Linked DNA regions of Homo sapiens: region 1 is linked to region 2. The links are chromatin contacts, found by Hi-C or POLR2A ChIA-PET in ENCODE. All regions are on one chromosome and are shown on one strand. The core of a region is the stretch at or near the end of the contact, and the rest is flanking DNA. Distances in the headings are between cores, read along the strand shown.

What was found. Hi-C counts contacts between places; a loop is a spot of excess contacts on that map. ChIA-PET counts read pairs that join two places held with the same protein, here RNA polymerase II (POLR2A). Pooled maps may share reads with other maps.
Region 1: a loop to region 2 is called in a map of ascending aorta, with 4 times the contacts of the local background. The contact joins two enhancer-like sites. A Hi-C loop is called at or near these places in 7 of 168 maps with a recorded cell type or tissue (CD4-positive, alpha-beta memory T cell, HCT116, ascending aorta and 3 more), 1 of 37 single-sample maps with no recorded cell type and 11 of 50 pooled maps. POLR2A ChIA-PET finds 5 or more read pairs at or near these places in 2 of 52 experiments (activated CD8-positive, alpha-beta T cell and activated CD8-positive, alpha-beta memory T cell).

What each region holds. Positions count from the first base shown.
Region 1 is chr6:157,146,663-157,150,954 of GRCh38, forward strand. It overlaps ARID1B (AT-rich interaction domain 1B), which reads left to right. Exons shown (of 20, transcript NM_001374828.1): 8 at 1,962-2,289. Among named protein-coding and RNA genes, the nearest start is that of TMEM242, 170 kb to the right of the region's middle. RefSeq lists an enhancer at 3,644-4,144. Within about 2 kb of position 2,474, at least 24 of the 41 ENCODE cell types and tissues checked have a DNase peak (open chromatin) inside an H3K27ac peak, as active enhancers do; they include HCT116, ascending aorta, heart right ventricle and 1 more, where a contact is called at or near this core.
Region 2 is chr6:157,272,922-157,277,264 of GRCh38, forward strand. No RefSeq gene overlaps it. Among named protein-coding and RNA genes, the nearest start is that of TMEM242, 48 kb to the right of the region's middle. RefSeq lists enhancers at 376-1,208, 1,209-2,040 and silencers at 835-994, 1,425-1,514, 1,715-2,274. Within about 2 kb of position 1,635, at least 32 of the 41 ENCODE cell types and tissues checked have a DNase peak (open chromatin) inside an H3K27ac peak, as active enhancers do; they include HCT116, ascending aorta, heart right ventricle and 1 more, where a contact is called at or near this core.

The DNA.
Region 1 (4,292 bases), core at 1,224-3,723, 130 kb before region 2:
CATACCCATGTAGATGTGAGCTTCTCGAGTGCAAGAACTGGATTGTATTTAGCTTTACGTCACCTGTGCCTAGAACAGCTTCTGGAATGTAGTAAGTGTATAGTTATGTTACATGGATGGAGAAAGGCTTCCAAAAAATAGTAAGGACTGATTGGGAAACACTAATCCATATTCCACACACACTTGTCTTTCGCATTTATGTAATTTCAACATTCAGTTATCAGGAGGCAGCACATTTTATTGGTCAAATACATGGGTCCCCGAGCCAGTTTGCTTGAGCTTCAGTACTAATCTTCTAGCTCTTGATTTTTCTCATTTGTAAATGGAGTCCTGGGGTATCTATATTTCATGTGGTTATTGGAAGAAATGAATGAATTCATTGGTGCAAAGCACTTAACCAAGTGCCCAGCACACACTGTGGTTCAGCAGCTGTTATGATTGAAGTAGTATCATGTGTACCTTTGATTTACTTGAATCTATCTACACACAATCAAAAGGTGTGAAAGGAAAGGGAAAACAACTGCCATCCCTCACCCCCGCCTCCGGCCCTGCCCTCCGTCCCTCACCTCCGACCCTGCCGTCCGTCCCCCACCCCAGCCTCCGACCCTGCCCGCCAGCCCTCACCCCCGCCTCCGACCCTGCCCTCCGTCCCTCACCTCCGCCTCCGACCCTGACCTCCGTCCCTCACCCCCGCCTCCGGCCCTGCCCGCCAGCCCTCACCCCCGCCTCCGACCCTGCCATCCGTCCCTCACCTCCGCCTCCGACCCTGACCTCCGTCCCTCACCCCCGCCTCCGGCCCTGACCTCCGTCCCTCACCTCCGCCTCCGACCCTGACCTCCGTCCCTCACCCCCGCCTCCGGCCCTGACCTCCGTCCCTCACCTCCGCCTCCGACCCTGCCCTCCGTCCCTCACCTCCGCCTCCGGCCCTGCCCGCCGTCCCCCACCCCCGCCTCCGACCCTGCCCTCCGTCCCCCACCCCAGCCTCCGACCCTGCCCGCCAGCCCTCACCCCCGCCTCCGACCCTGCCCTCCGTCCCTCACCCCCGCCTCCGACCCTGCCCTCCGTCCCTCACCTCCGCCTCCGACCCTGCCCTCCGTCCCTCACCTCCGCCTCCGGCCCTGCCCTCCGTCCCTCACCTCCGCCTCCGGCCCTGCCCGCCGTCCCCCACCCCCGCCTCCGGCCCTGCCCGCCAGCCCTCACCCCCTTCTCCGACCCTGCCCTCCGTCCCTCACCTCCGCCTCCGACCCTGCCCGCCCGCCCTCACCCTCGCCTTTGACCCTGCCCGCCAGCTCTCCTGCTGCCGTGTGCCGTGCTTGTGCTGGGACAGTTTTCCGAGATGTGGCAGCCAGCACAAACCAGCTGCTCGATCTGGTACTCAAGCAAAAAAAGAAAGAAAGAAAGAAAAATATTATTCCCAACTTAGAGGAAAACTGGGGCTCATGTCAGGTTCCCGCGTGACACCTTCCTGTGGGGTTTTAAAGGATGATTTTGACCATATGTGCATGTCGTCTTACACGTTGTCTTTTTGAGCCCTTTCACATGACTGTTGAAGGTAGCAGTGATCTAGTGGTGTGATCTCAAGAGTGGTGCTCACCATTTTGGTTAAAATATAAGAATATGTGGTGTTGAATGGATTGAGGCAGCACTCGGTGTCCCTTGCCTATTCATAGGGTTTGTTTTTTGTTTTTTTGTTTGTTTCTTTTTATGACCAGCCTGAATTTCTCTTCATCAGTGCAGTGGTCCTCTGGGGCTGTCTGTATTTGAGTCACTCTCTGAGGGCCTGGGAGTGTGCAGAGAGAGCATGTTTGAGACTGGCAGCTGCACCAGCAGCAACAGGAAGGGCCTATAACGGTCATGACTAATACTCCGTGCTGATCGCATTGTTGGACAAAAAGTATTTCCAGTGAATGTTGTCACAAGTTTAAATAAAAGGCTTTACTTTGTGTTTGCTTTTTGTTTAGGTAACTACTCCAGACCCCCAGCGTATAGTGGGGTGCCCAGTGCAAGCTACAGCGGCCCAGGGCCCGGTATGGGTATCAGTGCCAACAACCAGATGCATGGACAAGGGCCAAGCCAGCCATGTGGTGCTGTGCCCCTGGGACGAATGCCATCAGCTGGGATGCAGAACAGACCATTTCCTGGAAATATGAGCAGCATGACCCCCAGTTCTCCTGGCATGTCTCAGCAGGGAGGGCCAGGAATGGGGCCGCCAATGCCAACTGTGAACCGTAAGGCACAGGAGGCAGCCGCAGCAGTGATGCAGGCTGCTGCGAACTCAGCACAAAGCAGGTACGCCACCCAGGAGCACGCCCCGGGCAGGTACGCTGTGTGTCTACCCGTGACCACGTGACTGCGCACATAGCTGCATTGTTCCCTGGGGTCACACAGAGCAGTAGAATGTCACTGTGCTTGGCCGTTCTTTTTGTGTTAAATATATTCTGTAGCATCGAGGTCAGAGAACTAAGTGACAAACCATGTTTTATGATACATGAGGAAGGAATGTGAGCGGTGAGCACATCAGTCGTGGGAGGTGATTTGAAATGCCTGTGAATAGTCATTGCAGCAGCAAACCAGATCTGGTTGCACAGGGAAGTGTCTGCGTGGTACCAATTGAAGCAGTGACTTTTAAGCAGGAAATACGCTTAGGAACGATTTAAAATCTAAAACATTCAAAAGGAACACACTCCCCACCTTTTTTTCACCCTACCACAAGAATCTTCCTAAAATACAAACTTCGTATGTATACATACGTGTATTGTGTGTTTGTCTAAATGTATATGTGTGAGATTTATATACTTGACATTCTTATGTTATATTTTATTTTTCCAGGCATATCTATCTGTCCAAACCAAAATGTGGTTTAAAAAGCAAATATAATATTTTAGAAAGTTTGAGTTGATAAAAGGCTTTAGCTACAATTACTTACTCATTTTTAATCCCGACTTAAAAATTAATTTTGAAGTAAATACTTGACCTGGATAAAAATAACATAATTAAAAATTTATAAGGCAAAGGTGAATATGTTTTAAAAGCACATGTAAATATGTTTTAAAGCAACATACTTTGAAAGATGTGTATCTTAATGATATCTTCAGAAGCAAAGTAGAAGATTCCGATTTTTGTCAAAGGGAAGCAAAAGCTAAGGTGTGTGTGCGTGTGTGCATGTGTGTGCGTGTGTTTTTAAATGTGTCTTTTGTTACTTTTCCTCTGAAGCTGCTATCTGGGGAATGTGGGACCCCTCCAGTCTTATTGTTTTTTCCAAATAATAATAAATTTCCCTTGAGGAAATAAAATGAAAATCAATCATTATCTTTCTTTCTGTCTCCACATTACAATTACTTAAAATCTTCTGAACTCCAGCAGTCTAGCCCTCTGCCGAACCTACACAGGCTTTAGGGAATATTTTTGTAAACCTGTCTGTGAAAACTGGTTTGGCTGTTGAAATTGAAGTTCTAATTCAAGTTTAAATGAATTGTCCATTGTTGCAACTCATAAAGCGCAAGTTATTTTCTTTTTTTAAGTAGAAAGTATTTGATTGCATTTGGCACGCAGCCTTTGGAGGGACCTCAGAAGATAGCCACAGAGAGCCAGGCCTGATTTTGTGTGGTTACAAAGCTACGCGTGCCCCCTCTCTGAGTCAGTGTTTATGTCATCCTGTAGCAATCAATATATAAATACACATCCATGCATTGCCATTTTCCGTTTCTAATGCGTAGACCATTCCAAAGCCTTGCCTTCAACTTACTGCCCATTTTAGCTCACCAGGAGTTTAAATGGGGGCTGTATATCTTCTTGTTTGCTTTTACCAAAGTCAAAGCTATACTTTAAAATGGTAAATGGAGATTAGAATTGAGAATATTACTTTTCTCTGCCTGTCCCCACCCTTTCGTTGGAGGCATTTTCTGTACCCCCCACCCCTCAGGCAGCGGCAGGATGCAGGGTATTCAACTTGCCTCCATGGTCTGTAAGCCCCGCACCTATGTGTGGGGGTGACAGATATACAGGGCTCATGCTTGTGCATCAGAACAAATCCCAAGAAGCTGTTCTTCTGTTCCACTTTAGGCCACCATACATTAGGTCGCCTGCTTATCCCAGCCAGTCTGGGGCTGGCGGACGCCCCATGTTTTCTTCCCAGCACCCCAACTATGGCAACTCTCAGGCTCCCATGGTGCACCAGCCTGACCAGTACGGGTAGGTAGCAACACACCCCGACTTGCTGCGGGACCTGGGCGTTTTCTCTGAAACTGTTAACGATCGTGCCGTCTGGCCGCGAAAGGAACACCCAAACCAAG
Region 2 (4,343 bases), core at 385-2,884:
CTGGGACATCTTGAATTGTTTTGAAAGGAAAGACTCATAAACGAGGCACATAGAGCCTTAGGAAACAACCTGAATCCATGCACAGTGAAACAAAACGAAACAGAGCCTCAGCTACTGAATTCATCTCCTCCCCTGACGCCCCGTTGCCCAGGGCCTCTCATTTCCACAGACTGCAGTTGCAACCTCTTGGCCCTTCTTGGTCGCCAGTCGTTTCAGGTCCTGGGCTAATGGACGTGGCCTGGGAGTGATCAGCCAGGGCCATTACCCCTTGGACGGTGCTGTAGGCAGACCTAGGCTTCGGGACTCCTGGGCTCCTGGACCCCTGGAAGAGTGTCGAGAAACATCTGGACAGGATTTCTCAATCTGGGCACTACCGACATTTTCAGCAGTGAATTCTTTTTTCGTGGGGACCTGTGCTGTGCATGGCAGAATGCTTAGCAGCATCCTGGCCTCTACCCACGAGGTGCCAGTAGCACCCTCTTAGTGTCTCTAGGCAATACCAGAGACGTCCCCTGGGGGAAGAGAGGCAAAACTCCACCCACCAACCCCCTCCCCCCAGCCTCTCATTGAGAACTGCTGATCTGGAGGCACCCTAGTTGTCCGGAGGCGGAGGGAGGAATGGGGCTCCTTGGGGTCAATATGAATTTGTTTTGTATTCCTTGTATTTAAATCCACACAAGAAAGAGCCACTCTACAAAGGGCAGAGTTGTTTCAACTGCAGATGGACTCTTCCGGGACTAGAGGAAAGGATGGGATTTTCTTCTTCGAGGTGCTCTTTAAAAGGACACCCTGAAGCCCGGCAGCTGCAGCCAGGGATGAGACCTCACCAACCAAGGCGACGTAGGTAACAGGGCCCATGGGCCCCCAGGAGGCTCACAGGGAGGGCCCTCCCCTGGCCAGGCCTCGGGTGGGCTGGGTTTGCCGGCTATGCCCCGCCCACACTCGCCCTCCCAGCGGGCCCAGCTCCTATACCCTGCTGGGTGCGTCTTCACTGTGGTTCACAGAGAGACGTTCTCACTGCCTTGCTCTGTGGAAAAGCAGATTGCCGAGGTGGATGGGAGGGATCCCTATTTTGGAAAAATAACATATCACCGTACACACACCCACACGCAGAGGGGAAAATGTGGCAGCAGACACCAAAATATTCCTATAGTTATTGATGGAAGCTGGGATTTCAGGTGCCTTTTTTGCTTATGTTTTCTCATTTTTTGACCTTGAACATGTAGTTACTTATAACAAGAAAAAGTCATTCGAGAAAGTAAAGAAAGTAGACAGAAAATGGCACCTTAAAACCCAAACCGCCAGAAACACCACTTAGATCTCAAAAAGGCACTAGGAAAAGCCCACTTCTGGTTTTTGGGTTTTGGCAGCCACCATGCAGAGGGCGGCCCCTGGGTGCTGAGAGTTCCGGGGTCGGGAGTGGGATACAGGTGGGTAAATGAGGGGCTCCGAGAGGGTGCAGCTGCGGGCGCTGAGGACTGAACTCTCCTGGGAGCACGCGCGGGGGACAGGGAACGGCGGCCACGCCCGGGGACCGACGCTGCAGCCGGGAGGAGGCTCAGTCTCTGCGCCTGGGGGCGTCCAGGGAGATGCCAGGTGGGCGCGGCCAGACGCGGGACCTGGGGACCACGGCACCCGCAGCCACGCCTTCAGGACGCGTGGGCGGGACGGGCTCCGTGGGCTTCTGATGAGGACGGTCGGGGAGATGTCGCCTGCGCGTTTCCGGGAGCCTCCAGTGGCCCCGGTTCCAGGGGACCAGACAGAAAACAAAAGAGCAAAAGGCAGCCAAGGCCTCCAGCTAGGGGTCATCCCCGCAGCCCCGGTCCCGGACGGGGCGGGAGGCCGCTGTGGGGACGCGCCGCCGGGCCTCGCTGTCAGGTCGCCCGCGCCCCGCTCCGCCCGCCCCGTACAGGCGGCGACAGCCCCGCCTAGGCCCGCGCCTCGGCCGCCCTCTGCTGGGCGAAGCGAGCACCACGGCCGAGCGGCGGCCCCGGGAGCGCCGCGGGGACTGCAGAGCGCGGGGAAGCGGCGGCAGCGGAGGCTCGGCCTGGAAGGCAGGGGCCTTGGGGGCGTCCGGGGAGAGGGCCGGGGACATCTGTCCAGCGTGGGCCGTGCGCGGTGCCGAGCGCGCGGGGAGGGCCGAGGAGCTAGACGCGGACCCAGCTCCTCTAGGAGCCGGGAGGGATGGGAGGGACGGAGGGTAAACGGGCAGTGCCGGCCGAAGCCCGGTGGGACTCGGCGGCAGACAGACAGGCGGCTTCCGAGGGAGGACCCGGGGCCGGGCGCGGGCGGCGGGAGGCGAGGCCCTGGAGGCCTGGCGCTTCTCTGCACCGCGAAGACCCGGAGGCTTCAAGCAACAGACGCGGTTCTGGAGGCCGGAAGTCCAGAGTCAAGGTCCCCGAAGGCTGGGGGAGAGAATCTGTTCCATGCCTTTCTCTTGGCCTCTGGGGTACAGGGTCCTCAGTGTTCGGGGCTTGTCTCCCGTCACTCCAGTCTCTGCCTCTGTGGCCACATGGCCCTGTGTCCCTGTGTCTGTCTTTTCTCCTTTTACAAGGACAACAGTGGTCTTGGAGTAGAGCCCACTCTCATCAAATTTAGCTTCATTTTGGACGGGCGCTGTGGCTCACGCCTGCAATCCCAACACTTTGGGAGGCCAAGAAGGGCGAATCACCTGAGGTCAGGAGTTCGAGACCAGCCTGGCCAACATGGTGAAACCCCATCTCTACCCAAAATGCAAAAATTAGCCAGGGGTGGTGGCGGGCGCTTGTAATCCCAGCTACTCAGGAGGCTGAGACAGGAGAATCGCTTGAACCTGGGAGGCGGAGGTTTCAGTGAGCCGAGATCGCGCCACTGCACTCCTGCCTGAGCGACCAAGTGAGACTCCGTTTAAAACAAAACAAAACAAAAAAAACCTCCTGTAATCCCGGCACTTTGGGAGTCCAAGGCAGGCGGATCACCTGAGGTCAGGAGTTTGTGACTAGCCTAGCCAACATGATGAAACCCCATCTCTACTAAAAGTACGAAAAATTAGGCTGGTGGCGGGTGCCTGTAATCCCAGTCACTCAGGAGGCTGAGACAGGAGAATCGCTTGAACCTAGGAGGCGGAGATTGCAGTGAGCTGAGATCGCGCCACTGTACTCCAGCCTGGGTGATAGAGTGAGACAGCGTCCCCCTCTCAAAATAAATAAATAAAAATAAAATAAATAAAGTGTGTGTGTATACATACATAGCTTCATTTTAACTTGCTGAAAATGGAAAGGCCTGATTTTCAAAGAAGGCTTCAACACTGAAATCTTCAACACCAGGGGTTTGGACTTTAACATACCTTTTGTGGGGACACAGTTCCACATACAGCAGGCCTGTTCCAGGTGGGCGTGCAAAGTCCACAGGGCTTCACTCCCAAGGCAGAGAGAACCTTGAAAGTTGTCATGATCTCACCTCACCGGAGTGGCCCTAGAAGGCAAGAGCCCAGCCCTGAGTCCCAGCAAGGAGGATTCCAAGCACTTCCACTCCCCAGGGAGGGAGGGGGCCTGGGGACTGCTTGGGGTTTTAGATCAACCCATGTATTGTAGGCAACGATTATTTTATTCTCAAAAAACAAACATGCCACAAATATCCCTCCTTCACTTTCTTTAGTTAGAAGAGCAAGCCATGTTCACTGAGGGAAAATGGGGAAAGTAGATTATAAAGGTTTAAAATTCCAGTGCCCCATGATGGCCGCACACGAAAAGGTGCATCTGTCTACCTAAGTGGGTTGGATGTCACTGTCTGCAGTGGAATAATGCCACATGCCAACCTTTCTGGAACTATGACTTTTGCCGTCACTTTTTGAGTTTAGTTTCCTAGACTCATCAATAGGGCTGTTCTCTGAAAATATGACCTGCAGTTAGGACTCGGTGCCTCTATAAATGGCAGGTGCTTTGCTCATGTGGCTCAGAAGATGTGGAGAGTCTGGGCCTGTCTTGAGGAGGTGAGCTTGGGGAGGGTGCCCCTTGGCCACAGGCGCCACGCTCTGGCAGGACCAGGGGATGTGACCTTCTAAGGAGACACGACCCTGGTAAATAAGCAAGATAGCTGCCGGAAGAATAAGGCGGAAAGTGTCCAGAAAGGATGGGGGTGGGGAAGAGACCCAGGGGTCTCGCAGGCCAGGAGCAGGGCCAGGCTGGCTGTGGGAGAGTTGAGAAAGAGGGGGTGCAGGGGCTGCACGGAGAGGGGAGTGTGTGTGTGTGTGTGTGTGTGTACTGCTTCTTTTGAACAATGTAGAGTTCTCTATTACAATTGCTACATACCAATAGCCTTAAATGACAAACTAATCTCACAGAGTAAGATTTCAAAAAATAAAG